Regions from separate parts of the Homo sapiens genome. Here region 1 is linked to region 2. A link is a loop called in an ENCODE intact Hi-C map of the cell type or tissue named here. Cell type or tissue: endothelial cell of umbilical vein. All regions are shown on one strand. Each heading gives the region's core, and the rest is flanking DNA. Links, peaks and the distances in the headings are about the cores only. Region 1 has its middle 170 kb from the start of TBC1D2B. Region 2 holds the start of ACSBG1 (acyl-CoA synthetase bubblegum family member 1).

Region 1 (15,164 bases), core at 6,851-9,350, 330 kb before region 2:
TCCCAGGAAAGGCAACCTTCAACTACAGGGCACGAGGCTGTCAGATGGTCAGGGCTTCACCTAGGATGATGTACAGGCTGGCCGGGTGACCTATGGGGCCATGGCACGTGCCTCGGAGGCAGTCAAGGACACCTTCTGTTTCCATGTCACAGCTCCACCATTCCCCCTGCTCTGTACCCTCTCCATCCACATTGGTGATGACCCAGACGTTCACATCCTCACCAATGTCCTCCCTCATGGTGCCTGAGGGTGGTGAGAGTGTCCTCTCTGCTGCCTACCTCTTTGTCAAGAGTCTCAACAGTGCCAGCTACCTCTATGAGGTCATGGAGCGGCCCCGCCATGGGAGGTTGGCTTGGCATGGGACACAGGACAAGACCACTATGGTGACATCCTTCACCAATGGAGGCCTGTTGCGTGGCTGGCTGGTCTACCAGCATGATGACTCCGAGACCACGGAAGATGATATCCCATTTGTTGCTACCCGCCAGGGCGAGAGCAGTGGTGACGTGGCCTGGGAGGAGGTACGGGGTGTCTTCCGAGTGGCCATCAGCCGTGAATGACCACGCCCCTGTGCAGACCATCAGCCGGATCTTCCATGTGGCCCAGGGTGGGTGGCGGCTGCTGACTACAGACTACGTGGCCTTCAGCGATGCTGACTCAGGCTTTGCTGACGCCCAGCTGGTGCTCACCCGCAAGGACCTCCCTTTGGCAGTATCATGGCCATGGATAAGCCCACGCGGCCCATCTACTGCTTAACCCAGGAGGACCTCAGGAAGAGGCGAGTACTGTTCATGCACTTGGGCTGATCATGGCGGGATCCAGCTGCAGGTGTCCGATGGGCAACACCAGGCCACTGTGCTGCTGGAGGTGCAGGCCTCGGAGCCCTACCTCCGTGTGGCCAACGGCTCCAGCCTTGTGGTCCCTCAAGGAGGCCAGGGCACCATCGACATGGCCGTGCTCCACCTGGACACCAGCCTCGACATCCGCAATGGAGATGAGGTCCACTACCACGTCACAGCTGGCCCTCGCTGGGGACAGCTACTCTGGGCTGGTCAGCCAGCCACTGCCTTCTCCCAGCAGGACCTGCTGGATGGGGCCGTTCTCTATAGCCACAATAGCAGCCTCAGCCCCCGTGACACCATGGCCTTCTCTGTGGAAATGGGGCCAGTGCACACGGATGCCACCCTACAAGTGACCATTGCCCTAGAGGGCCCACTGGCCCCGCTGAAGCTGGTCCGGCACAAGAAGATCTACGTCTTCCAGGGAGAGGCAGCTGAGATCAGAAGGGACCAGTTGGAGGTGAGGAGTTGGATGTGGTGAGCGGGGGTGTGGGCCAGGTAGAGGGCCTCCCGCCCAGCCTCCATGCCAGGAACACGTGTGACTTGGGCTGTGGCTGTGGTGGCTCCAGGTTGCATGTGTGCACGTGCCTCAGATGTGCTCCCGTATATGTTGTGCTCCCAGGAGTTTCTGGGGAGCTTGCTATACACCCATCCTCCTGGGAGTTGTGTGCGCCTCCAGAGGTTGTGTCCACTCATGTCCATGACATGGCTGAGCATGCAGATTCCTGGACCCCACCCAGCCCTACAGAATCTCTGACGTGGAGCCCGAGAATCTCCATTGCAGTCAGTTCCCTGGGAGGACATCACGGGTCCTGAGCTTTGGGGATTGCTGACCGTGGAGGCAGGCCGCTACTCCTCAGACCCTCATGTCCCCCACTCTTTTCTCAGAGCCCAGACCAGGACTAGGAGGTCTGTCAAGGGCTTCTGCCCACCCAGGAACCCCACAGAGCAACCACGGGCCCTCCAGCAGGCTCACTGACTTGCCCTGTGACCTCAGGCCAGTCCTTGCCCGCTCTTGGCCTTACTCTCCTACACTGCTCATTTCGGAGACCCTTCTGGTCTGCATGTCTGGAGCTTGGGGCCGACAGCAAGCCAGCAGATCTGGAGTCAGGAAGGCCTCGTGGGAGGAGGCAGCGTTTGGGCCGGGCTCTGAAGAGCACAGGCCATCAGGAGCAGAGAATGGGGAGTGGTATTCCAGGCAGAAGGAACATTCCGGGCAAAGGCATAGAACAGGAATGTGAGTTTGGGGGTGGTTTGGCCTCTTGTGGCTGGCCCATCAGGTGAGGGAGCCCGTGTGGCCTTTGGGGCGTGAGCTCTGTAGGGCCTGAGCTGAAGGCGGCTGTGCCTCCAGGGGGGTGGGGCGGGGCGCCCTCTGATGGTCCTGGGTGGTAATAGCAGGGGCTGGGGAGGTGCTGCCTGCAAACCAGCCTCAGGCCTGACAGATCCTGAGCAGGGGGACCTGTGTGTGTGCGTGTGCACACGCGCATGTGTACATGTGTGACCGCGTCAGCGTATGATGAACTTGTGTGTCTGTGTCACTGAGTCTGGGGACATGTGATTATGCACCTCCCTGAGGGAGTGCCTCTCAAGCTGTGTGACCGACCCCCTGCAACCGTGTGTGGGGTGGGCATTAACACGTGACCAGCAGCCGGGGCAACCCAGTGAAACCCCATCTCTACACAAAAAGTTAAAAATTAGCCGGGCACGACCAGGTGCGGGGGCTCATGCCTGTAATCCCAGCACTCTGGGAGGCCGAGGCGGGCAGATCACGAGCTCAGATCGAGACCATCTGGCTAACACGGTGAAACCCCATCTCTACTAAAAATACAAAAAATTAGCTGGGCCTGGTGGCATGTGCCTGAGATCACAGCTACTTGGGAGGCTGAGGTGGGAGGATCCCTTGAGCCTGGGAAGTTGAGGCTTCAGGGAACTGTGATCACACCACTGCACTCCAGCCTGGGTGACAGAGTGAGACCCTGTCTCAAAAAACAAAAACTGTGACCAGCTGCATGTCTGGCGGCTGTGTGTGTGAACCCACGTGTGTGTTTGTGTGTCTAAATGAGCAGTGATATCTAGAGGAATAAGTGGGGCAAGATCAAGCCTGTTCCGGCTGCTTAGGGCCACAGTGGACCCCTCTGAGACCCCCTCTGTGGTCATGTGAGTCCTCATGACCTCTTAACCAGGCAGCCCAGGAGGCAGTGCCGCCAGCAGACATCATATTCTCAGTGAAGAGCCCGCCGAGTGCCAGCTACCTGGTGATGGTGTCACGTGGCGCCTTGGCAGATGAGCCACCCAGCCTGGACCCCGTGCAGAGCTTCTCCCAGGAGGCAGTGGACACAGGCAGGGTCCTGTACCTGCACTCCCGCCCTGAGGCCTGGAGCGATGCCTTCTCGCTGGATGTGGCCTCAGGCCTGGATGCTCCCCTCGAGGGCATCCGTGTGGAGCTGGAGGTGCTGCCCACTGTCATCCCACCGGAGGTGCAAAACTTCAGTGTCCCTGAGGGTGGCAGCTTCACCCTGGCCCCTCCACTGCTCTGCATCGCCGGCCCCTACTTCCCCACTCTCCCGGGCCTCGGCCTGCAGGTGCTGGAGCCACCCCAGCATGGAGCCCTGCAGAAGGAGGATGGACCTCAAGCACCTTCTCCTGGAGAATGGTATGCCTGTGAGAGAGGCCCAGGGGCTGCAGCCCGGCTCTGGGGGCAGAGTAGAGGGAGCCCCAGGGACTCCCAGTCTGGGGGTTATACACAGAGAGGAGACGGGGAGTCACATTTCAGAAGCACCTATGCTTTAAATACTGTATCTTCTTTCTTCCTTACAACTCCTCTGGGAGCCAGAACTTATGGTCCCCATTTTCCACCAATGGAAGCTGAAGCCCTAAAAGAGTCAGTCTCCTCCTGCACCCAAAGGCAGGGCATGAAGGGTGCTGCTGAGGCCTGACTGCCATCCCTGGGCCTGCCCCTAGGTGGAAGAGCAGCTGATCCACGTACGTGCACGACGGGAGCAAGACACTGACAGACAGTTTTGTCCTGATGGCTAACCCCTCCGAGATGGACCACCAGAGCCATCCTGTGGCCTTCACTGTCACTGTCCTGCCTGTCAATGACCAACCCCCGGTCCTCACCACAAACACAGGCCTGCAGGTGAGAGTATTCCTGGGACCACCCCCAATTTCTGCTTCGAGAAAGAGGCCTGCGTCCCCTACTTCATGACACAGAACTCCCCCTCTCTGAGCCTCAGTTTCCTCCTCTGCAAAATGGGGACGCTGCCGCATGCCTCATGGGGTTGTTGGAAGGGGAGATGTGAGATTGTGCTGAAATAGAACACAGGTGGGAGATTTTGTTACTGGACACTTGCAAGTGCGGTAGGCAGACTTCCGAGTGGCCACAGGTGGCTCTGCTGTTCCTTCTCCTGTGGCTCAGAACCAGAACACCTGACAGAGTCACTTACAAACCCTTAAGGGCAGGCATCAGGGCGGGAGACATTAAGCTTCCCACCTTCACCCCAGCAAGTGAAGGCCATGGCTTGGCTCCCCAAACTCCTGCCCCTTGTGCCACAGCAGAGCAGGGCCCCCATTCTGCAGAGGTGGAAGTTGAGGCCCAGACGTGGGATGGAACTTCTCCATGGTTGCAAAAGTAGTTCTGGTGGAACAGAAAGGGCATGGCTTTACAAAGCCCACATGGCAGGGCTTTGAACCCCAGCTTCTGGGGTGTGTCCTCCCTGGTCAGCAGGAGCCACTGAAGGTTCCACAGGAGGGCTGACTTGGGCTGTCTCTGACCTGGGGCACCGAGGGAACTTTGGTGGTCTAGGACGTGCCCATAGAGGGTGGCCTCATGGTGCAGAGGCCACAGAATAGTGGGACACAGCACCCTAGAACCACAGGCCAGGACGGCTGTGTGGCAGCATGGCCACCAGGTGGTGCCATCCACCCGTGTTTGCTCCGGGAGCCCAGTGCTGGGGTCCTGCCCCCCACATTATGGCCCCTCCTGCCAGGGCTGGGCCTGAGGGCTCCCTGGGGCCGGGGGAGGAAGCCCAGGAATGCCAGAAGGCTCTGTTTTCCAGGCATGTGAGTCCCAATGCAGCTCTGCCCGCAAGTAATTGACCCAGCAAGACTGGTACCAGGACCTCAGGAACAGGCGCACCTGCTCTGCTTGCAAGTGGGAGGCCTGAAAAGGGGTCCCCTTTGCCCAACATGAGGAGGGCCCCTAACTGCTCTGGAAGCACCTGGGCCCATCCCACACTGATTCTGTGCTGCAGAATAGTGCCAACCATCAGCCCCCCACTCTCTGCGCCATGCATCCCTCCCTCAGCTGGAAGGAGGGCCCATTTCTAAAATCACCATTCCCACCTGTGCCCAGCCCCGGCCAGGCACACACGGAGGCTCTGAAAGGAGACCCCTGCCCCACCAGTGAGACAGATTAAGGAGCACTGTTGGTCAGCGCTGGGGGTTTCTGGGAGTGAGAACTTGGTGAGGGTAAGAGCTGGGGTCTTTCTGGGTAGGGGACATAAGCTGGCCTTGAGGGACACGCAGGACTAGGGCAGATGGAGAGCAGGGAGGCTGGGCCTGGAGGGTGACCTTCCCTGGGGCCTTCCCTGGGGTGACAGGGAAGGTGAATGTGGGAGGCCCTTTGTGCAGGGGAGCCAGAGTGGCGCCAGCCTCGATGCCACCCGAGGGCCTGAGCCACAGCAGGACTGGAGCCCTGGTGGCAGCCCAGGGCCAGGAAGGAAGGGGTGGGTGAGTGTGGCAAGGCAGAACCTTCACAGGCCTGTGTCCCCAGATGTGGCAGGGGGCCACTGCGCCCATCCCTGCGGAGGCTCTGAGGAGCACGGACGGCGACTCTGGGTCTGAGGATCTGGTCTACACCATCGAGCAGCCCAGCAACGGACGGGTAGTGCTGCGGGGGGCGCCGGGCACCGAGGTGCGCAGCTTCACGCAGGCGCAGCTGGACAGCGGGCTCGTGCTGTTCTCACACAGAGGTGGGTGCTGAGGGCCGGGCCTCGGGTTCCTGCTGCCCACGGGGGTGCCCTGAGATGGGGAGCCGGCTCGGGCCAGCCGGACCCAATGCCCCTGTCCCCAGGAACCCTGGATGGAGGCATCCACTTTGGCTTCTCTGATGACAAGCACACTTCCTCCGGACACTTCTTCTGAGTGATGGCCCAGAAGCAAGTGTTCCTCTTGCTGGAGGGCAGCTGGACACTGACTGTCTGCCCAGGTGGGTGTGCTGATCATGGGCGTTCCTGGGTGCCGGGAGCTGGGGCGGAGCTGAGGGTGGCATGCCAGGGTCATGCTGCCTCTCTGCAAACACAGGCCTGGGCCTGGATCTCAAAGGGTGATGGCCCCTTGTGCCTCTGGCAGGGTCCATCCAGCCACTCAGCAGCCAGAGCCTCAGAGCCAGCTCCAGCGCAGGCACCGACCCCCAGCTCCTGCTCTACAATGTGGTCTCGGGCCCCCAGCTGGGCCGGCTGTTCTCACCCAGCAGGGCAGCACAGGGGAAGCCCTGGTGAACTTCACTCAGGCAGAGATAAGGGCCCCACTCTGCAGCTACCACTCAGATGCCCCCAGCCTCAGGTGGCCGCTGTGCCATGGACATCATGTGGACATGGGTGCCAGCTCCAGCATCACTGGCAGCAGACACCCCCAGGCTGGCCATAGTCCAGGCCCTGGTGTCCTGCCCTCCAGGAGCTGCCACACTGGCAGGGCAAGTTCATGTTCCCAGAAGGAGGGAGAAAGATGCAGGAAGTCAGGGATACAGGGCCCTAGAGCAGGGCTGTGGTCTTGGGGTGTGGCTTCCAGAAGGAAGCTACAGCCAGACCCGAGGGTCTGGAGAGGGGGCACCATGTGGGGGCACTAGTGGCACCCCAGTAGCTGGCAAGGGGTAGTGCTTGGTGGGGGATGGAGTTGGAAGTGAAGCAGCTGCTGGGCCTGTGGGCAGAGGTGTGAGCCTGGGGCTCAGGTCCGGTGCCAGCCAGAGGCAGAGTGGATCCTAGGGGCAGATGAGCTGATGAAAGGCAGCTGAGTCAGTCAAGAGGGTGAAGCCGCTGTTCATCCGTCCTGGTGGCTTCAGAGACCACCAGGAAGAACTAGAGCTCTCAGCCATGGGTAGCAGCAGACTCTGTGATAACTGTGCCATGGGGGCCAGCCCAGTCATCGCTTAAATGAACACCTCTCCCTGAAGGCACAACAGGAGTTGTTCCATAGCAGGGCAGAGCGGGGCAGACTCTTCCATGGGCTGTCCTGGGCAGGTGGTGCACCTGATGCTCCCACCAGGAGGCTGCGTGGGCATCTGGACCCAGCACATGACAGTGAGTTCTGGGTAGGGCGCGTTCTTGCGGGTGCAGAGCTGACTCTGTCACTCAGGAGCCACGGCACGTGATACTGCCCCAAGTACCTCCAGAGGGGTCCCCCCGCCAGCCCTTGAAAATGGCAGAGCCCACCCCTAGCCCCCTTTCCTAGCTCCCTTGCTGGGCAGGGACCTCGTGAACCTGGCACTCTCCCTCCTGAGAGGCGCAGATGGTATTCAGCAAGTGCAAAGCCAAAGTCCCCGCCCAGCAAGTGGCTCAGATGGGGAGCCTTTGGACAGCTGGAAGGAGGTGGCTTTGACAGGTGGAATGAAGTCTCTTGGGCTTCTCACATCAACACCCCCCAGTGCCGGGTTCTGTATTTCCCTGGCTCCCCACTCCTGCTATGGCCCCCTCCCCACAATGAGATATTTGTCAGGCTGGTGTCTATAGCTGCTGCGTACCCTCAGTTGCTGGGAGCCTTTGTCAAGAATGCCCAAGAATGGGGAGGGCACAGGACCAGGCCATCAGCAACCCTCTTGCACTCTATAGTCCCACGTTACTCAGAGCTTCCCCGTGCCCCAGAAATATGAAGGACTAGATTGAATGGGCACCAGGGGGGCAGGCTGGCAGTGCCACCCAGGAAAGCGGGGAAGAGGCTATGTGGGCTACCTGGCCCACTCAGGGAGGAGGGCAGGACTGGGTATTGTCTTGACAGCAGCCCTGTCCCACAACACTGAACTGGGCAGGGAAGGGGTCAGGCGTCCCCCTGACATGGGGCTGGATTCCAGAGCATTGGACCTGGCCACCAGAATTGGCCGTCTCCATCCAAGGCACTGGGGCCATGGGTGCCAGAGCCACATGTGGCTGAGCTGGCAGAGCCTGCCCCCCAGGGAGCGCTGAGTCCCGGAGGTGGTCATTTCTGGGGAGGGGTCTGTGGGGCTCATCCCACCTGCCCCCTTCTTTCCAGCACTTGCATGGCGCTTCCCTCTATTTTCACTCTTGGCGGCCGCCCCACACGTTGCATTCCTCCTCCTTTCTTCTTCTCGCTGTCCTCCATCCTCCATTCCATCCAACTCCTCTCCCAGCCCCCGGGGAGCCTCCCTCAGGTCAGAGAGTCTGAACCCCGAGATGTTCTGGGTGTGTGGATTTCCTTCAGCTACCCTGATGTCCCCATTTCCAAGTCCTGACTCCTTTGAGCCATCCCAGGGGGTGTCTGGCCACTGGCCCACAGGAGCAGAGGCCAGGCTGCGACTGTGAGCATCAAGGTGTGTGATGTGTGTGTGGGCTTGCACACGAGTGTGAGTGGGAGAATGGCACCAGGCCTGGGCTAGGACAGAAGCAGCTGGGGAAGGAGCCTGGGGGGCATGGGCAATCTGATTTTTCCTCCACCCCTGCCCCTGCCCCCGCCCCACCCTACCCTGTCTAAACCAATGTGGTAGGGGTGGCTGCAGGGGCAGGGACGGGAGTGTCTGAAGCCTGTTTCACTCCCAAAGATTTCTAAGGAAAAGCGTTCTGCATCCTCTGGCTTGGCCTTGTTGGCCCATGGCCCTCTTTCAAGGACATTCACTCTGATTCCCAGTGTGCCATATCCACTGGCCACGTTCTCTAAGAAAGAACAATAGCATCTGTTTTTGTCTCCAAATGACTGTAGGGTAGGGCTGTGGGTTCAGCGCCCATAAACCAAAATGAGGCAGGGATTGGGGCTTGCCCTATGATGCGCTGATGAGCAACAGAAATGGGTAGAGGCAAGCAGCATAGCACTGGGCAAGAGCACTGGACTGGGAGTCCAGAGATGCTGCTTCACCCTGGGGCTTTAGGCAAGTCCCTTTCCCTCCCAGAGCCTCAGCATCCTTTCTATCAAATGATGACTTTCTGCCTTTCTCCCAGGGTGGCCATGGGGATCAAGGGAGACAGTGGCCATAGGGATGCTGTGTTAACTGCAGATGTGGCCGTAGGAGCACTTTGCTAACTGCCAATGTGAGTTCAGACTCTTCAGAGTATTTGACACCCAGGTTTATGGTGAGGTGTGACATATGGGATGTAAGGTTTAATGCCTGCTCCGACTCCAGTCTTGCTAACACATGCGAAACATTTGGCAAATCATGACCCTCCCTTGGGGAAAAGAGCAGTCTGGGAGAGCTTCTCCAAGGCAGCCTGGCTTCAACGCAGTCCGGGGCATGACTGAGATAGAATTATGTGGCGAGGAATTGGAGGGTATCTGGGTACAGAGCTGCAGTGTGGGCAGAGGTGTAGTGTGGGCCGCATCCAGGACAGCCACTGGCCAAAGCAGGGAACAGAGACGGAATGAGGAAGAGCTCTGTGGGGAGGGTGGGGCATAGGGTGGAGAACCTTCAAAGTCCGAAGAGTATGACTTGTTGGGGCTCAATGCTGTAGGTAGTAGGGAGCCATGGAAGGCTCTTAGGTGGAGAAATGACAGCTGGACATTAGCGAGCAAGCCCTGTCTCCATGAGCAACACCGGTGGTCCTCTGAGCACGCCAGGCACGAGTGTGCAGGGAGCTGCTGCAAATGCCTCGGTGTGCGGGTGAGCTTCCGCGTTGTGACTCTGCCCATGTGTGTGCTTCAGTGTGCTGAGTGGCTGCACGCCCCAGATCTGTGCTGCACGTGCCAGCCAGTGAGGGTGCTGGGCACCGGGAGGTGGCGGGGAAGGAGGCGTATGTGTGTTGTGGACATGTGTGTTAGCGTGTGCATGCCGGCTGTGGGGCCTCACAGCATGTGTGTGCACACCCCGGCATGCGCATGTGTGTGTGTTCCACAACCCCAGGCCTGCCCCACCCATGCGTGTGACCTGCCATGTTGATCTGATGCTTTCAGAATCACTATCAGTGGCCCCTGAGGAGCATCAGCCATGGTAGGTACATGCCTCACCGCCTGCTGCATGAACGGTGTTCCCGCCCCGCTGCACCAGCTCCACACGGGGGCGCACCTGGGACCTCAGATCCAGGCTCCCTGCCCCTCCTTTCTGGAGCTGCAGATTTGCTCTTTCCTCTTTCTGTCCTGGTGCTGCTGGCTCTTTCACCTCCCTTCCCTGCAAGCCATGGGACTCAGCGCCACTGCCCAGGGCCTCCATGGCTGAGCCTGGGGGCTCTTGGAACAGGCTCCATGCCCAAGCTGGCAGACATGAGTGCTCTCTGGAGCTGTCAGAGAGGACAGAGAGCTTGTGGTTTATGGTGTAGGGGCTGGGAGCTTGGAGGGCGTTGTGTGTGGGGCTGGACTCTGAGGCGGCCAGAGGTCTAGGAATGCTGTGCCTGTCGTGCAGTCTGAGTCATGCTGCCAGGTCAGGGTATCCAGCTCCCAGCCTGGGAGTGCTGAGAGCCAAATCCACTGCAGAGCAGGGGTGATAGTCAGGGTCCCACCTCCTCTATCTGTTGGCAATCCAGTGGTGATCTAGGATAAAACCCTGAGAGTCCCATACACACGGTCATCCCACAACACACCTCACAGGCCAGACAGGGACACACAGCCCCCTTCCCTCCCTCTGAGGTACCATCATAGCTGCTAGCATGTGACCGAAGGCAGGGTCCCTGGCCCCCACTGAAGCACTATCGCCGACCAGCAGGCTCACGCACCTTGGCCTGTTGCTCCTAGGGGTCGCCTGTGCTATTCAGCCAAGGGGACCACAGTGCCTGCTGGCCCAGCTGAGCTCCGCCTAGTGAGCCCACCCGCCTCCCCTGCCACGGACTCTCCCTCTTCTGCTTTTCCCAGCAGGAAGGACCCAGCCTCAGCTATGAAACCTGCAGCCCCCCCACCCCGCAACCAACTGAGGCTCCCCTCTTAAAGTCTATGGCCAGTGGCATCCGGCTACCTGCCCTCCCTGCCTTCCCCAGGGTCCCTTCAGAGGACCCTGGACATTCTCACCGCCCAGAGGGGCCTCTGGCACTCACTCCAGCCATCCAGCCCTTATAGCTTCACCATTTTGGTTTAAGCAGTGTTCCTTCTCTATCAGGCCTGGTGGCTGTTGGGTGGGGCTCCCCAGGCAAGAGGTGGCCCTGGGCCAGTGGGTTGGAAGAGAGGGTGAGCAGAGAAGAGAGAAGCCCAAGGCGGCTGAGCATTAGTCTGAACTCTGGGTGCACTGCCTGGGTGCCATGGGAGAGGCCAGCATGTGTGGGCTGGGGAGGGCTGCCACAGCCCCCAGGCACTACCTGTGAAGCTCCGGCTCCTCCCTCCATCTTCCTCCCCTTTCCCTTCCAGCCCCTGTTTTCCAGGAACCATTGCTACACCCGCACCTGCACCCTCCCCACCCTGGCCCTCCCACAGCTGCTGCAGCGTGCCCGCCCGTACTCTGTGCTTGCCTCACCCGCTCTCTGCTTGCTTTTCTCTCTCCTATTTTCTCTCTGCTTCTCTCCAACTGCCAGCTGATTGGGTCAGGCAAGTCCATCCCGTCCCGAGAGCCCCAGCCCCACTTCGACCTCTAAACAGATCCTCCTCTTCTCAGAGACCTCCCTTTCCAAGCCTGCCTGGGCGGGTGTCCTGTGACTTGACAGTGGCTCCCCCAGCCCCAAAGCCAGCCCCCTTCATCTGTGACTTAGTCTGTCATAGTGGTGAGCTGACACATCCAGGTGTGACCGTTGCTGAAAACTTGGGCCCTTTCTGTGGTATGCCCCTGCCCTGTTCTATAAATATCTATAAATACTCATACATATATATACACCTACACATGGCTGACCGCCTTGCCTCTAGCACTGGGAATCAGTCACCATACTGTCCTTGTGGAATCTTGTGGCCCAGCAAGAGGAAGCTCTCCCCTGACATTGCCCCTCCAAAGTGTGCCACCTCCAGTGAGCCTCCCTGTCATGCCTGGCCTGTGGACAGCCAGCCCCCGCCATCCCTCCCACCCCCCACCAAGCATGGGGGTGCTGTGCAGGCAGCTTTGTGGCCTGACAGTCTCTACCAGTCCTGGTGTCCCTTGGCTGAGAATCAAACCCATTTCTGGATGATGGGGAATGTGTCCTCTGCTGGCTGTGTTCTCTGTGGAGCTCAGGGGAGGGAAAAGGCCAAGCCATTTCTAGGGTGCTGTTGGGAGTGGTGAAAAGGCCACACCTTTTCCAAGGGACACTTCCTGGAAAGCCCCTGGAGCTTAGCTGGCTCTTATCCTGTGAAGCTGGCTCTGGCCACTAGGGGGCAGGGCCATGAACTCAGCCTGGAGGAGCCTGCGGGGCAGCTGACACTCTAGAGGGACAGACAGAACAGGCCACCCGGTGCAGACAGGAGAGGGAGGCAAGGGGACGGAACGGAAGATGCCGGGGGTGGATGGAAGTCAGTGCCCTTTGGTGCCGGTATCTGTCTTCCCGGCCACCGCTAGATCAGGCTTCTGAGCCTGTTGGCTGTCAGGGTCGGACTGTGCCCCATAGGCGCCATGGCAGTCCCCATGCAATCCACCAGGTGTCACCAGGCAGCATACAAGTAACAGGCCTGGAAGGTCCCCAACAGCCCAGCTGGACATGCTCACTCTGGGGCTCTTCATTCAGTGGCACAAACTCCAGGACCCAGTGAGGGAAATGGGAACCCACCACGCTGAGCAGTATGGCTAAATCCATTTATTCCAAAATGGAAAGCAAAATAAACAGGAGTCGCATCACCAAGGCAGCCAGGACCCCATCCCCTCCTCCTTCCTCTGTCCTATGCTATCAATAAATAAGTTTCCCAGCCACAAATAATGATTAGAACCTCCTCCTCATATGCCAGCTCCAACCTCCGCTAGGTACTATACAGGGGGTGGCCCTACCACCCGGAATATACAAAATGTTACACAGATACTATATGTACACTGCGGAAGGGGGGCCACCACAGCAGCCCATGCCCTCGCCTGCTCTACGGTTAGCTCCACTGTCCCACCTCAGCTGCCTCTCTGAATAAGATGGGAGCCCCCTGAGGGAAAAGTTGCTTTGGTGAGAGTAGGGAGGCCATCAGGCCTCCTCCAAACAAACCAGCTCTACCAGCCTCTGGCTCTTAAATAATAATCATCATCATCCAGAAACTTAAGGACTCAGCCCTGGTCAAGGTGGCAAAGGGTCTGTTTTTCTCCCCCCATTAGACAGGGGTCTTGTCTTGCTACCCTAATGGTAAAGGGGTGACTGGGAAGGGTTGGTAAGAACATGGTAGGGATGGAGACTCCAGCCCCACTTCTCTGGGCTTATGCTGACAGAGACCTGCTTTTATTTTTATCCCTTGAGTTTTTTAAAAAAATCCAGTAACTTTATTCATAACTTTTTCAAAAACTTTTCATAAAACATTTTTCTACTTTTTTTCCACAACTTTTGCCGCAACTTTTCCACAGCATTTTTTATCCCATAACTTTTTCATCCCACAACTTTTTTTAATACCTGTAACTTTTTTGTTTGTGTTCTTTTAATAAACACACTTGCATAGTTACATTACAATTTTGTAAAAATAAAAACCGATTATCTCATGCCAAGCGTGCCCAGCATTTGCGCAGTCTCAATACCTTTAATACTATAGTTTTCAAGACACACAAAATTTTAAGGCAAAAACAGCACTTTGCAACAATTTAATAATTTATTACATTACAGTAGCATCACAGTAGCAGTGAATAATGCCACTTTAGGCAACAGTGTTTCCGTATTTCCATTATACATTCTGTTTACAGGAATTCATCAGTTGGTAAAAGTCATTCTAAGAAAACTTGGCAAATAAAGCCTTGCATTGGAATTGGCATTTCTCTACTTTTCCTTCCCCCAGTTTCTTTCTTTTAAACTACAGTATTCATATTTTAAAATGTTTTAACTTATTTTAAAACTTAAGATAGCAGTTACGTTTTTGAATAGTTATATTCTTTTAAAATGACTGTTTAAGATAAAGTTTTAGAGAAACTATACTATGGATAGCACTGATTTACATTTTCACATTTTCTAAATATCAGCTTTGGTTTTAGAACTGACTTTTTTTCATTTCTGGAAAGCCTATCAGGTTTAATCAAATACTTTAAAAATGATTATATATTGCAATCTTTAAATAGGTTTTTAATTCTTCCTACAGAAATTCAAATTTATTCAGTTGAACCCACACTTTAAAATTCTATGTTTCTGATTAAACTCTACCCTTCTAATGTTGCCTTCTAAGCAAATTGAAAGCTGCCTTATACTGAATGAGGAAGAGAACAAATACTTGGCTGAATGAGGTATTGCAAAGGACCGCATGCACTTTGAAGAAAGACTTAAGTTATTGTCATATGATTTGCATTCTATTTAATTTTTCTTAAGTATATGACAAAATACCTACACAAAGAGTGGTATTTCAGTTAATATAGTACATTCATTTTCCAGACTGACATTCAGCTTAAATATGCCAGTGTGTGATTTAATCCACAGGTACCTGATGAACACATTATTGTCAGATTGGTTACAGGTGCTAAAGGCTATCTGAAGGTCATTCCTAGTCGTTTATCTTTATCAGGGTAAAAGTGAAGATATAAAAATACCTTCAAAATAATTTATCAATGTATTAGGTAAGCCCACCTTCAGAATTATAAAGAAAAACTGTTAGACCAAATAAGGTGGCTAATTAACAGTGATATGATTTCTAGCCTGAGGGTCTAAATTGGACTTAAACTGTCTTTAAACTGAACTCAAAGAATGCAAAAGCAGCAAGTTCAGAAAATAAAAGGCAAGAACAGGTCTTTAAGTCCATTTTAAACCCTCAGGCTAGAAATCGTCCTACTGTTAATTAGCCACATTCGTTGGTCTAACAGTTTTTCTTTATAATTCTGAAACTGAGTTCATCTAATGCATTGATAAATTCATTCAATTTGGAAGAGTCAGTTGAAGTCACAAGGACTTAATATTTGCACTATTTCAGTGAATGCAGGCACATCTGTTATTCCATCTGTAAAATCGTATTATTGCTCTCCTATTAATGTCATATGTATAAAAGTATCGTGAGGATGTCAAGTGGTAAAAATGGAGATGGTCTAGTAACTAGAAATGCCCACCCCAGGGAGCGCACACGCATCTCTCCCTGCATCCTAATAATGTGACGTATTTTGGAACACAGACATTAGAACTTCATGAA
Region 2 (15,164 bases), core at 7,141-9,640:
TACCACCACCTGGCTGTTTGTATTTTTAGTAGAGACAGAGTTTCATCACATTGGGCAGGCTGGTCTCAGAACTCCTGACCTTGGGTGATCCACCCGACTCAGCCTCCCAAAGTGCTGGGATTACAGGCATGAGCCATCATGCATGGCCTCTGGACATATTTCGATGTGCTCCTCTGAGCATCTCGCCTGGCCTTCCTGCTCTCTGAGCCCACAGACCCCAGGGAGGAGGGGAGGTGCCAGGACACCGGGGCCCAGAGGAGATCCTGAATCTGCCCTTGGGTGAGGAAGTCAGTCCAGCTTTCTTCCAGGGGCCCTTGACCCTCTGTGCACCTGACCTATGCCCAGGGAGGGGCTTGCCCTCATGCTCTTGGAGGCTTTGCAGGGAAGAGTCCCTGCTTCTGGAAGAACAGGAGTCCACTTTGGATTAGCAGGGTTCTCTGGAGACCCAGGGCAGGGCCCAGATGCCAGCCCTCGGAGGGGCCTCTGCATCTCTGAGGCGCATTAACATCTGTTCCCATTTCCCTCTATCTTCCTTCCCCATAACCTTCCATCAGGACAGGGGCTGTAGTCTTGGTAGCTCAGACACTGGCAATTCCTCCCCATTACTACAGAGGACTTGGACCCTGGTATTTAGCCCCTGTCCTCCCCAGTTCTATGCTTCCGCCACCCAGACCTCTCCCATCCCCAAACTTCCTGTCTTGCTTTGTTAGGTCGTTCTCTCTGCCCACTGCTCTTGGCTCCACTCTGACCGTCAAGGTCCATCTCAGGCGCCCCAGTTAGAAACCTCCTTCTCTCTGCCCCTTCGCCTGCGCCCCTCCTGGACACAAATCACAGATGTTGGGGTCCTGGAGTTCCGTGTGTGTGCGTGTGCGCGTGCGCCTGCCTTCTTCCTGCCTTCTGGCCAGGGCATCCCAGGGCTGGGACTGAGTCTCATCTTCTCAGGATCCCCTACTCCCTGGATGGACAGGGCCTGGGCCAGGGTGGGCATTGGTGAATGCCTGATACGTTGAATCCACTTCCTCTAAATCACAGATTACTGGAATATATACAGTGGAAGGGCTTTAGGGAAACCTCAGCCACTGCACTCATATTCAGACAGGGAAGCTACAGCCCACGGAGGGCAAAGGCACTTGCCAAGGTCACGCAGCAAACTGGAGCGGGAACCTCTGGGTCCCCACCAAAACTTATCTGTCTTTGACCCCCGCAGGCAAAAGTCCCCCTTGAGGAGACAGGGAAACATTCTTGACTGAAAAATTCCTCCTCCATCCAACTGAGATCCAACTGGTCTCCAACTGCAGCCCCAGCTCATACCCCTGGGATGTGCCTCATTCTTTGATGAGCCTTTCTTAGCCATGCTAAGTAGCCCTCCAAATGACCAGTTCTTCCATCTTACGGATCGCCCAGATCCTTCCCTTCATTTCCCAGGTGAAGAAACTGAGGCTCAGAGAGAGAAGCAGCTTGCCCAAGTTCACACAGCAGAGCAAAGTCTAGAACTCGGCCCACAGGTGCAGTGTGCAGAAACCCAACCAATGACTTACCTGGTTTTCAATTTTTCTTGGGTGGTCCTCACAATCATGTCCTGCCGGCTCTCCTGTGGGGTCTCTCTGCTGTCCAGCATGCTGGGGTCCCCGTGTGGGCAGCCGTATCCAGCTCCAGAATTGCGTGGCATCTGCCTCGGGCTTCCACTGAAGACAGCTCAGTCACCCACTGAGAGAGGCTAGCCTTGAGTGAGCAGTGGGGGTGGGCATGGGGCAGGGGAGGCGGCAACTAGAGTGACCCAAAGAGGCTCATTTCCTCTCTATTTTTAGAAGCTCAAAAAAAATTGCTCCTCAGTGAAGTTTCTCAGAATTAAAACTTTCCTTTTCTTTGTGGTTTTGTTTCTCTCAAGATGAGGAGAATTTCAATGAAGCCAGTGTTCTTTTTGATGCAAATCCGCTCCGCTTCTCCCAGGAGGTCTGGCCAATGGGCTCAGGGCTTCTGGGCCCCCAGAAAACCTCCTCACTGGCTTTAAAAGGTCATAGTGGTTCTCAGCACAAATCCAGACCCAGATCCTGAAGTGGCTGCTACCCCTGGCTGCATACACTCTGCAACCTTGACTTGCGGTCTGCCGAATGCTGCCCTGGGAGGGATCTCACCCACTCAGTCCCCCTCCCCCAGGTCCTGCATGGAGGCTGGAGACCCAAGGAGGGAGCCCACCCCGGGGGAAGGAAGGAGACATTTCCAACACTGAGACCACGCCACATGGTCTATAGAAGCAGTTGCACTGAAGACATGATAGAGGCAACCGAGGAATGTGACTTTCCAGGGACACATGAATAGAAGCCTGGATCTGTCCCTTCTTCTAAAGGAAAGAAGCATGTTAAGGGGGGCGGGGGGGTTTCAGGCAGCCATAAAGAGATGGGAAATTCACACAGGACAAGGCCTTTTTCTGAATACCAAAAGTCTCCCCTCTAAGACCATGTATTCATTCCCCAGGGCTGCTGTAACAAAGTTCCACAAACTGGATAGCTTCAAACAACAGAAATGTATTCTCCCACGGCTCTGGAGGCCAGAAGTTGGAAATGAAGATGTGCGCAGGGCCACACTCCCTCTGGGGGCTGTGGGCAGACTCTTTCTTTGCTTCTCTCCCAGCTGCTGGGGGTCACTGGCCATCCTGGGTGTTCCTTGGCTTGCATGTGCATCTCTCCAGCCTCTGCCTCTGTCCTCACGTGGCTGTCTTTCCTCTGTGTCTATGCCTTAGTACATTTTCTGTTGCTATCACTGAATACCTCAGACTGGGTAATTCATAACGAAAATAGGTCGGGTGCGGAGGCTCATGCCTTTAATCCCAGCACTTTGGGAAGCCAAGGTGGGAGGATTGCTTGAGCGTAGGAGTTCAAGACCATCCTGGGCAACATAGTAAGACTTTGTCTCTTCAAAAAATAAAACAGAATTAGCTGGGTGCCACGCCGTGGTGTGCACCTGTGGTCCCAGCCACTTGGGAGGCTGAGGTGGGATGATCACTCAAGCCTGGGAGGTTGAGACTGTAGTGAGCCATGATTGCACCACTGCACTCCAGCCTGGGCAACCAGAGTGAGACCCTGCCTCAAAAATAAAACAAACAAACAAATTTAAAAAAACACCAAAACACACACACACACACACACACACACACACACACACAAAGAAATTGATTTCTTAAAGCTCTAGAGGCTGGAAGTCCAATATTAAGGTGCCAGCATCTGGTGAGGGCTTTCTTGCTACATCATAACGTGGAGGGCATCACATGGTGAGAGGGCAAGAGCGTGGTGCCAGCTCAGGTCTTTCTTCTCTTATAAAGTTTCCAGTTTCAACATGGGACCCCGCCCTGATGACCTTGCCTAACCCTAATTACCTCCCAAGGGCTCAACTTCCAATCAACATATGAATTTTGAGGTTAAGTTTCCAACATATGAAATTTGTTGGGAATTTTCCCACCATAGCAGTCTATGTTCCTATTTTCTCTTCTTACATGGACACCAGTCATTGGAGTAGGGCCTTCCCTGATGCCAAAGAACCTCATCTTAACTATATCTGCAGAGACCCTATTTTCAAACAAGATCACATTCTGAGGCTCTGGGTAGACATGAATTTGCTGGGGGACGCAATTAAAATCCATATACATTGTGTACAGGAGGTGTTAGTGGGGATACCTATGAGATGTCCCCAAGAAGAAATAGGTCCAGTTGGGCCACAGGTGATGCTGTCTGGTGAAGGCAGGTGACTGAGAAAAAGCTGGGCTGCCTTCTAACAAACTCAGGGCACAGGCCACAGGCCCCCAAATGCTGCCTTCCTAATGCTGTTGAAGGTACACTGAGCAGGTCGTCTGGGGTCTAGCTGCAAGGCCTGAATCTCCCACTGACACGCCCTCAACCACGATCTTGGGCAGATCTCGGCCCTCTCCTGGCCTCAGTTTTAACTGCTTGAATCATGAGGGTGATGGCCTGAGGTGGGCCAAAGTGGCCACCAGCTCCAACTGGACGTGAGAAGGTGATGGGGAGTCCTTTGCCCATGGGCTGATTGGAGGGATCGAATGAGTCACCACTGTAAGTGACAAGTCAGTGTCTCCCCACCCGAGGAGAATCATAATCAGAGAAAAAGACATAGAATGCTCAGCTCTGAAGTTCAAAAGCCTTGGTCAATATGAAAGCCTGGGAAGGTTCGGAAAAATGTGTAAGTTGTTCATTCCCAACTCCCCTTCCTTCCCCATCCCTCAGATTCTTATAGATCCAGGGAACCAGGAAGGGGAAGAGAGTCCAAACAGAAGCAAGGCCCTGGGGAGGGCCTTAAGAAGACCTCCCTTGGGCAGATCTTCCAGGTCTGAGCATATCAGGGACCTGAGGTGGCCCAAGAAAGCGACAGGGCCCCAGAGTGCTCAGCGCGGGCCACAGAGAAAAGATGGCTTCAAGGAACCAAAAGCAAAAAGGCCCGGCACACCCTCTCGCCAGGGCAGGCAGTGAACTGAGGGTCAGGTGGCTGCTGGAGGAGAAAGTTGGTGGGCTGGCAACAGAGGCTGATAGGAACAAGGTCATTCTGCAGTCACTGCGAGGAGGGCTGACCCCACCTGGGAACCAGGACAAAGGCAATATATCAACAGAAGCTCAAGGCTGGGACATGGTGCTGAAAAGGTCAGGCTGTAGTGGAGTCTGATTTGGCTGAACTTTTTAAATGGTTCATTTCATTTTGAAAAATAAATACAAGCAATATGCCAGTTATGTCCAGATTCCCTCTCTACTCTCTCCCCTGGTTCTGTCCCCAGAGCTGCCCTGTGTGAGCCTCCCTTGGGCTCCCGGCCTCTGGCCTCTGGTTGTCAGGCCAATGCCAGGTGGTGGCAGGACAGCAGAAGGTAGAGAGAAAGAAAGGTTGGAGTTTTTATTCCTCTCCTTCCCTCCCGGCTGGCCACACTTTTGGCAGCAGCAGCCCCTCCAGCCAGCTCTGGCCTCAGGGGGAACAGTTCCTCCCCAGCTCCTTCAGGTCAGAAGTGTCTACCTCCCTGCAGCTGCCTCACCATCCCCTGTGGCTCCCTTAACACTGTCCTCACCTGTCCCTTCATTTTCTTCACCTACCACTTTTAAGGGGCCATCTCTTGCAGAAAGAACCCTGATTGATACAGTGGAACATGAAAATGTACAAAGGGGACTAACTGCTTGATGGGTATGGGGTCTCCTTTTGGGGTGATGAACATGTTTTGAATCTAGATAGAGATGATGGTTGCACAGCACCGTGAATGTACTAAATGCCACTGAATTGTACACTTTTTTTTTTTGAGACAGGATCTCATTCTGTTGCTTAGGCTGGAACGCAGTGGTGCGACCGTAGCTCGCTGCAGCCTCAAACTCCCAGGCTCCAGTGATCCTCCCACCTCAGCCTCCTGAGTGGCTGGGGCTACAGGCATGTATCACCATGCCTGGCTAATTTTTAAATTTTTTTTGGAGAGACAAGGTCTTGCTATGTTTCCCAGGCTAGTCTTGAACTCCTAGCCTCAAAGGATCCTCCTGTCTCAGCCTCCCAAGGTACTGGGATTATAGGTGTGAGCCACCATGCCCAGCCATGAATCCTACACTTTAAAATGGTGAATTTAATGTTATGTGAATTTCACCTCAATACAATGTTTTAAAAAGTACAAAGGGCTTCATAGTAAAAATTAAATTTTCCTCCCACTTTTCTGTCCCTCTCCCCACCATCCTTCACTCATTTCTTTTCTCCAGAGCCACCACTGTTAAAAATTTCTTTTTTGCATCATTCTAGAAATATCTTGGATATATACAAATGCTAACATATGGCATACACAGTTTCGTGTCTTCTTATACTTGACAACATTTGCTGGAGAACTTTTCATATTTTTGCCTGGAGAACTTCCTGGTTCTCTTTTTGTGGGGTAGGTACAGCATTCCATGGAAGGGCTGGCCCGAGATGCATTTCAACAGCTCTGTAGGATGAACATTTAGGTTGTTTTCAGTCTTTTGCTGTTACAGATGAAGCTGTGATGAATAATCTTATCCTTGCGTGGTTCGTACTTGAGCTAGTCTATCTCTAGGATAAATTCCTAGAAATGGGACGCTAGGACTTGACTAAGTTTAAACTTGAAAATGACCGAGTTTTTGCGAAACTCTTATTGGGTCGGGGGGTCCTTGCTCCCAGAGCTCCCAAGATGGTGGCGGGCCGCTTCCAAGATGGTGGCAAGCCTTGTGTTCTCTGACCTGGGGTTCTTGGCCTCATGGATTCCAAGGAATGGAATCTTGGGCCATGTGGTGAGTGTTATCGCTCTATTAGAAGCCGTGGATCACGGAAGAGAACCGTGGAACCCAGTGACTAGCGTTCAGCTGGATTAGGACAAACCTGGGCACCTAGCTGTGCAGGAACAATGGCAAGCCTTTAGCCGGATCGGGAGCGGCAATGGGTGCCTCATTGGATCAGGAGCACAGTGGACACCCTGCCGGATCCAGACGGATGGCAGTCAGCAGCGGGTCTGCGACAGCGGCAAACAGCAGTGGTGGACGGCGAGCAAAAGCTCAGCTCGAGCGGTAACAAACATGGACCAGAAGAGAATTGCAAGATTTTTTTTTTTTTTTTTTGAGATGGAGTCTTGCTCTGTCGCCCAGGCTGGAGTGCAGTGGTGTGACCTAGGCTCACTGCAAGCTCCACCTCCTCAGGTTCACACCATTCTCCAACTCAGCCTCCCGAGTAGCTGGGACTACAGGAGCCCGCCACCATGCCCAGCTAATTTTTTTGTATTTTTATTAGTGACTGGGTTTCACCATGTCAGCCAGGATGGTCTCGATCTCCTGACCTCGTGATCTGCCCGCCTCAGGCTCCCAAAGTGCTGGGATTACAGGCGTAAGCCACCGTGCCCCACCAGTTGCAAGATTTAGTAGAGTGAAAACAGAGCTCCCATACAAAGGGAGGAGACCCAAAGTGGGTAGCCAGTTGCCAGCTGGAATGCCTGGGTTTATATCCCGATTGTCGTTCCTCCTGCTGTGCTCTCAGGCAATAGATGATTGGCTATTTCTTTACCTCCTGTTTTTGCCTAATTAGCATTTTAATGAGCTCTCTTTATTACCTGATTGGTCAGGTATGAGCTAAGTTGCAAGCCCCGTGTTTAAAGGTGGATGTGGCCATCTTCCCAGCTAGGCTTAGGGATTCTCAGTCGGCCTAGGAAATCCAGCTGGTCCTGTCTCTCAAAACCAACAGATTAAATGTCCTGCCATTAGGAGGAAGGGTGGAGAGCTGTAAAAAAAATTTTTTTTCCATTGAGTTACAGAAAATAAAACTGCAGTTTTGCCCACCTGAGTTTGTCGATTGAGGAAGTTTGTGCCTGCTATGCGTGTAAGGCCAAATGCCTCTGCACCAGCCTCTACTGTCATCGAAGTGATTGCTGCCCTCACTGGTTTTCAACTTCAAGAATTGGCTGGGTGTGGTGGCTCATGCCTAGCACTTTGGGAAGCTGAGGCAGGTTGACTGCCTGAGCTCAGGAGTTCGAGACCAGCCTGGGCAACACAGTGAAACCCCATCTCTACTAAAATACAAAAAATTAGCTGGCGTGGTGCTGTGCACCTGTAATCCCAGCTACTCAGGAGGCTGAGGCAGGAGAATTGCTAGAAGCCGGGAGGCGGAAGTTGCAGTGAGCCAAGATCACGCCACTGCACTCCAGCCTGGGCAACAGAGTGAGACTCCATCTCTTAAAAAAAAAAAAAAAAAAAATCAAGACCACTATTTTCCAATCAATTTCTTTACCACCTTCATTAGTTTTGCCATATTTGGTTTCCCCAGGGGTATAGTACATTATTTACTATTTTTCAACTCCATTTTATAATTTAAAAATGAAATAGCTTTATTCTAAGCAATTGAAGAACTTGTTATATAAATATATACAGATATTTCCCAATGCATGTTGAAATTAACATGAAACTACCTTTTCTTCTTTCTTTTTGAGAGATTGAGGGGGGGGTCTCATCATGTTGCTCGGGCTGGTCTTGAACTCCTGGGGTCAAGCAATCAGCCTGCCTCCCACAACAAAGAGATATTAAGTGTTTTGTTTTTGTTTTTAAAAGCCTTTAAAAAGGCTTGGGTGGGAGGGTCATTGCTGTATGTTTTCAGCATTAGCTTTTCTGGGCCACTTTTTTGTTATCATGCGTATGTATTACCAGGAGACGATTTTTTTTTTCTTTTTAAATTTCAAAATACTGCACCTGGGGCTCTGGATTGAGGCCTCGCAGTCGTCTCTGGGTGCAGGACGAGCAGGAGAACAATGGGCCTCTGCTGACCCCTGCTGGCCAGAGCGCCTCCCACCCACCCAGGTCTCCACAGGACTGGGATCTTGCGCCACTGCCTCCATCCCCAGAAACAGCCGTCCTTCCTCCCCTGCCCCCAGAAGGCCTCCGGCAGCCACCACAGTGTGCTCTGGACATCGAGTCTGGGGCCCGGCTGGGAGACCCTTGTGCTCCAGAGGGCGCTGAGGCTCTGGGCTGCATTTGTGTCCCCTCTGGCCCTGTCTACATCGAGTGGGTGGGGTGTGAGTCCTGGGATCAGAGTATCCTCCAGCTCTAGATAAAACCCGACTTTGGAAGGCCAAGGTGGGTGGATGACCTGAGGTCAGGAGTTCGAGACCGGTCTGACCAACATGGTAAAGCCCTGTCTCTACTAAAAATACAAAAATAAGCCAGGCGTGGTGGTGGGTGCCTGTAGTCCAAGCTACTCGGGAGGCTGAGGCAGGAGAATTGCTTGAACCCAGGCGGTGGAGGTTGCAGTGAGCCAAGGTTGCACCACTGCACTCCAGCCTGGGTGACAGAGACTCTGTCTCAAAAATAAATAAAATAAAATAGATAAAACCCAGAGATTTTTGGAGATTCAAACTCCTCTCCCAGGGACTCACATTCTCTGAGCTATGGGTCACCAGGGCAGAGCTTTCCTGAGAGGAGGGGCAGAAGAACGTAGCACATAGAGGATTCTAACCTGCCAGGACTGAGCTGGGAGTGGGCAATGGAGACCACGGAGGATGGAGGCCTTTGGAGGATTAGGGAAGGAGGAGGAAGGGAGGGAACCCAGATGTCTGGGCAACCTCTGCAGAGGAGGCACCTTCTTTTCTCACCTGGAAAGACCTGGATCAAGGGCCACGTGACCCGTATTCTCCAGATCTGCACCATATAGGGCAGGGGTGGAACACACTGGTTTTTGGATTTGCACCATGACCCAAGCCAAGTCACCTCTCTGAGTCTCAGTTTCCTCCTCTGTAAAATGGAGAGTCCTGATTACCAGGGGCAGAACCCCTAACTGAAACCAGCAGAGACAAAAAGGACCACGAGATGATGGGTGCAATGCAGGACAGGGTGAATAACTAAACACAAAGGGGCGAGGGGTGCTCTGCCACTGGGAAGGATCCCCCTTCTCCACCTCCCTTATGAGGGAGTGAATCTCATGGCTCACTCTGCACTGGCTCCCTCCTGTGGAGAGACCGGGGATAGGAAGACAGCCGTAAGTTCCCCGGCTTTCTCCCCTCAACAGAATGGTCCAAAGTGCAGCACACACAACCTGTCTGGGTCACCTACATGACATAGCAAAGAGCTATGTTTCCTTGTGCAATGAAGAACAGCTCAGAAATGCAACTACCTTCTATTTATTTGCTTTCCTTCCTTTTCTGCCTCATGTCTTTTTTTTTTCCCTGATTCTTGTGCCCTAGAATTCCACTTCCAATAAAGCCTTAGGACATAAACTTTGCCTTGGGCTCTGTTTTCTAGAGCATCTGGGATGAGATAGATGCTTATAAGCTGTTTGACCTTGGATACATGACTTAACCTCTCTGTGCTTCAGTTTTCTTATTTGTAAAATGGAGTCATGATTCCTAGTTCATGAGGTTGCAGTGAGTTAAGTCTACTGAAGGCACTTAGAGTGGTATGTAAACATCCAGTTAGAATTCATTGCCAGGTGCAGGGGCCTACACTTGTAATCCTGGCACTTTGAGAGGCTGAGGGGGGATTGCTTGAGTCCAGGAGCTTGAGACCAGCCTAGAGACCTTGTCTCTACAAAAAAAAAAAAAAAAAAATTAGTTGGGCATGGTGGCACATGCCAATAATCCCAGCTACTCAGGAGGCTGAAGCGGGGAGGACTGCTTGAGCCTGGGAGTTTTAGGCTGCAGTGGGCCAAGATTGTGGCACTGCACTCAGCCTGAATGACAGAGCAAGACCCCGTCTCAAAAAAAAAAAAAAAAGAAAACAGAAAAAAAAAGTTTTCGCTGTTTTTAGTATCCTCGGGCCTGAGAATGCTCTGGACATTGGGACAGAGGCAGCTCATTGGCAAAAAAAATGGAGATTTGAATGACTCTCCAGGGATCTCATCACGACAGAGCCACGCAGCTGAGGATGTCTGTTGCTACCCAGGCTGCACCTTCCACGCTGGCTGCCCCTGACCTTAGGCAGTGGCCTGAGGCTGGGGAAGGAACACTGGATTGAGAGTCAACAGGACTTGGTTCCAGCTTGCATGACCCTGGGGGAAGCCTCCACATCGCAGAAGCCCAGTTTCCTCACCTGTAAATGACTACATTGATTGAACAGAAACCCAGTGAGCACTTAGCCCAGATGGGGTCTGTGAATGTCACACCTGGAAGGGCTTAGAAACACTTCTAGCATTCTGCCTTCCTTTTAGATGAGAAAACTGGGGCCCTGAGAGAGGAAATAACCTGGCCAGGGCGAGGGAGAGGACTTGTGGATTAGACAGGGACAGAGGAGGTGTGGCAGGGGGAGGGGATATGCAAATTCCTTTCTCAGCGCCTGAGCACTAGCCTGGGAATACCTGGGAATAACTTCCTCTGGCACAGACCCCCAACATCAGGGACCTCAGAAAGCGGTATCTTTTCTGAATCTGGGGACCCCTCCAGGTTCGGCTTGGGCCAGCGGATGTGGCTGGGAATGGGAAGCCAAGGCCCAGGAGTCCTGGCAAACGGCCCAGACAGCCAGAAGCCAGGGCCAGCACAGGCTGGGGCAGATCAGTGCTGCTCACCAAGGGGCTGGACAGCCAAGCATGAAGAACTTGCTCCCCTGCTCAAACCCCATGTCCTACTTAATGACAAACTTCTAAGGCCAGGAAATGGGGGGCTGGGGGAACATCTTCAGCTGAGCCAGGCTGGGGCCCTCTGAGATTCCAGCTGAGTGTTGCCCCCACCCTCCTTGTTGATGTCCAGAGGGCAATTGCTGGGAAGAAAAGAGTGCCCAGATGAGTTTGCACTCAGGTGTGAGAGGTGCTTCCTGGACTTCCAGAACAAGGGAGGAGAGGGGAAGGAGGAGACACTGGTGTCCAGAGCCATGCCAGACATTCACCTCCAAGGCTTCATGTGTGCTTCATGACAGTCCTGCCAGAAGGCATTATTATAACCCTCCATTGTGCAAATAGGGACCTGAGAGGGCTGCGGCATGCCAACGTGCCATAGTAAGCCAGTTTCAGAACATACACAGGGTGACCTCTGACCCAGGCCTCTTATCTCCAGGGCCAAGGGTGGGGCAAGAGCTCAGAGGAGGGCTCTGCAGCTATAGGGTGATGAGTGCGTGGTGGTTGCATTGACCGTGGGAATGGGCCTTTCTCTGCTTGTTCTCAAGGAGACCAGAGGAACTCATCGTGCAGGGCAGTTACAGCTGAATGAATTCGTGCTCTTTTCTGTCATGTTACCCAAGGCTCTAAAAAAGTTTTTTTTTCCTTCTCCCCAAACAGGAATTTGATCACCCCAATAGACCACTCTTGCCTGGTAGGACTTTGGGAGCTTCATTATTTATGAGGGTCTCTCTCAGGCAGAACCCAACCAGACCTTGCCCCCACTCCAAGATAGAGCAAAGCCCCTATCACAGCCTGGAGAAGAGCTGCCATCCTGGATGCTTGGGAACAGCTGGAGTCAGCCTTGATCAGCCCTCTCTGAGGACTCAGGAGGGTCCTTGGCAAGAAGAGTCGTCCCATCCCCAGGAACCATCAGCATCTCTGATGTCCTTCAGAGCCTGAACATCTCGGTAAAGAACATTCACACTGCAGGGCCATGAAGGCCAAAGAGAGTGACACAAAGAGACACAAAGCCCTTTAGTTGCTACTTGAGGGCTGGGCCCAGGTAGAGATTGCAGACACCCCACCGCCTCCTCCCACTCCAGCTTCCCACATTTATCTCCTCTGGGAAGCCTTTCTAGACACCCCCACATTCCCCAACTTCCTCATATAGTCCATGGAGACTCCCCCACCGCCTGCTACTCTCAGCTAAACTGCCACTTCTGCTCAGCTTGGAGCCACAGGAGCCTGGCTTCTCTGCTGGCCTCGTGGTCTGACCACACTCAGACAGATGCGCATGAATAAATGTGACCATGTATCCATCCCTCCAACACAAATTAACAAGCACCTATCATTTGCAGGGAACACTTCGGGGGCACAGGGATGAATAATACTGGCGTACCTATGTGTCCCGAATTGGTGGGTTCTTGGTCTCACTGACTTCAAGACTGACGCCGCAGACCCTCGCGGTGAGTGTTACAGCTCTTAAGGGGGCGCGTCTGGAGTTTGTTCCTTCTGACGTTCGGATGTGTTCGGAGTTTCTTCCTTCTGGTGGGTTCGTGGTCTCGCTGGCTCAGGAGTGAAGCTGCAGACCTTCACGGTGAGTGTTACAGCTCTTAAAGTGGCGTCTCTGGAGTTGTTCATTCCTCCCCCGGGGGGCTCGCGGTCTTGCTGGCTTCAGGAATGAAGCTGCAGACTTTCCAGTGAGTGTTACAGCTCATAAAAGCAGCGTGGACCCAAAGACTGAGCAGTAGCAAGATTTATTGCAAAGAGCAAAAGAATAAAGCTTTCACAGCGTGGAAGGTGACCGGAGCGGGTTGCCACTGCTAGCTCGGGCAGCCTGCTTTTATTCTCTTATCTGGCCCCACCCACATCCTGCTGATTGGTAGAGCCCAGTGGTCTGTTTTGACAGGGCGCTGATTGGTGCGTTTACAATCCCTGAGCTAGACACAAAGGTTCTCCACATCCCCACCAGATTAGCTAGATACAGAGTGTGGACATAAAGGTTCTCCAAGGCCCCACCAGAGTAGCTAGATACAGAGTGTCGATTGGTGCATTCACAAACCCTGAGCTAGACACAGGGTGCTGATTGGTGTGTTTACAAACCTTGAGCTAGATACAGAGTGCTGATTGGTGTACTTACAATCCCTGAGCTAGACATAAAGGTTCTCCAAGGCCCCACCAGACTTAGGAGCCCAGCTGAGTTCACCCAGTGGATCCCGCACCCGGGCTGCAGGTGGAGCTGCCTGCCAGTCCCGCGCTGTGCGCCTGCACTCCTCAGCCCTTGGGTGTTCGATGGGACTGGGCGCTGTGGAGCAGGGGGTGGCGCTCGTCGAAGAGCCTCGGGCCGCACAGAAGCTCACGGAGGGGGTGGGAGGCTCAGGCATGGCGGGCTGCAGGTCCCGAGCCCTGCCCCACGGGAAGGCAGCTAAGGCCCAGCGAGAAATCGAGCGCAGCGCCGGTGGGCTGGCACTGCTGGGGGACCCAGTACACCCTCTGCAGCTGCTGGCCCGGGTGCTAAGCCCCTCATTGCCCGGGGCCGGCAGGGCCGGCCGGCTGCTCTGAGTGCAGGGCCCGCCAAGCCCACGCCCACCCGGAACTACAGCTGGCCTGCAAGCGCCTCGCCGTAGCCCCGGTTCCCGCTGGCGCCTCTCCTTCCACACCTCCCGACAAGCTGAGGGAGCCGGCTCCGGCCTTGGCCAGCCCAGAAAGGGGCTCCCACAGTGCAGCGGTGGGCTGAAGGGCTCCTCAAGTCCCGCCGGAGTGGTAGCCCAGCCAGAGGAGGCGCCGAGAGCGAGCAAGGGCTGTGAGGACTGCCAGCACGCTGTCACCTCTCGTAAGAAGTTACTAGAACTCCAGCTAGGAAGTGAGCCTTAGACATAACCAGCGAATGAAACAATACTGTTTTGTAAATCAAGTTTTTCTTGTGTCCCAGGCTCTGTGCTAAAGCATTTTATGCACATTCTCTCATTCAGTCCTCATGCAACCTTATCAAAACCACTATTATCGTTTTTTATAGACCAGGACACTAAGACACACAGATATTAACTTGCCTAAGGTGGCCAAAGGGGCAGCAAATGACAGAGCCAGGCTTTGCACCCAAGCAACACCACCTGTCAGAGCCACCAGCCGTGTATGGGACTGAGGAGAGACGGCCACTCTCACTGGCAGGATCAGGAGTGGCTTCCTGGTGAAGGTGACTTGTCAGTGGCGCCAGGATTGAAGGCACTGAGTTTTGGGCCATGAGAATTCTAGGAACAAAGGTAGAAAAGTGCAAGGCACATGGAGTGACTGAGGAGGACGGTGCCAGGCCAGGAGAGGAGGGTGTAGACCTGGATTGAGTGGAAGGAAATGCAGTTTCATAGGCTAGAGGCCTTGCTGCCAGGCTAAAGTTTGGGGGCTTGTGCTAGGCAGAATTATGGCCCCAAAGATGTCCATGTTTGGCTGGGTGCAGTGGCTCACACCTGTAATCCCAGCACTTTGGGAGGCCAGGGTGGGAAGATTGATTGAGCCCAGGAATTAAAGACCAGCCTGGGCAACATAGCGAGACCCTGTCTTTACAAAAAATTTTAAAAAGAAAATTAGCCAGGTGTGGTAGCGTGCACCTGTAGTCCCAGGTATTTGGAAGGGTGAGGTGGGAGGATCGCTTGAGCCATGGTTGTGCCACTGCACTCCAGCCTGGGTGACAGAGTGAGACTCCATCTCAAAGGAAGGGAGGGAGGGAGGGAGGGAAAGAAAGAAAGAGAGGAGGCCGTAAGCCAAGGAATGCAGGTGGCTTCTAGAAGCTGAAAAAGCAAGGAGACAGATTATCTATCCCCTAGAGCCTCCGGGAGGAATACAGCCCTGTGAACACCTTGATTTTTAGCTCAGTGAGACTTGCTTTGGATTTCTGACCTGTGTGATAAGTGTATGTTGTTTCAAACCACTAAGTGTGGTCATTTGCTAGAGCAGTTACAGGAAATTAATACAGCACCCTTACCTGAGCACCACATGGGCACTGGGGCTTCCAGCAACATTGTCCGATTGGCATTTTAGAAAGCTGGATTCAAATATTTACCAAGCTTTCTGCATGCCAGGACCATGCTAGGCCAAGGGGAGATAGTGCAAAAGAGAGGTGCAGCCCCTGCCTT

What was found. Peaks named below come from ENCODE experiments on the same cell type or tissue, not always from the same donor. Only the 100,000 strongest peaks of a DNase experiment are listed, where the experiment ranks them.
Region 1: it touches region 2 in a loop (18-fold over the local background); 13 of 110 quality-filtered maps call a loop at or near these places.

Annotation. Positions count from the first base shown.
Region 1 is chr15:77,898,313-77,913,476 of GRCh38, forward strand. It overlaps the pseudogene CSPG4P13 and the pseudogene DNM1P9. Among named protein-coding and RNA genes, the nearest start is that of TBC1D2B, 170 kb to the right of the region's middle. RefSeq lists enhancers at 5,748-6,312, 6,313-6,877. In endothelial cell of umbilical vein, for the core only: no CTCF peak of the experiment used is centred there; no DNase peak of the experiment used is centred there.
Region 2 is chr15:78,232,833-78,247,996 of GRCh38, forward strand. ACSBG1 (acyl-CoA synthetase bubblegum family member 1) reads right to left here and starts at 1,733. Exons shown (of 14, transcript NM_015162.5): 1 at 1,539-1,733. The coding sequence starts at 1,669. In endothelial cell of umbilical vein, for the core only: CTCF peaks have their summits at 8,297 (motif pointing left) and 9,463 (motif pointing left); a DNase peak (open chromatin) is centred at 8,279.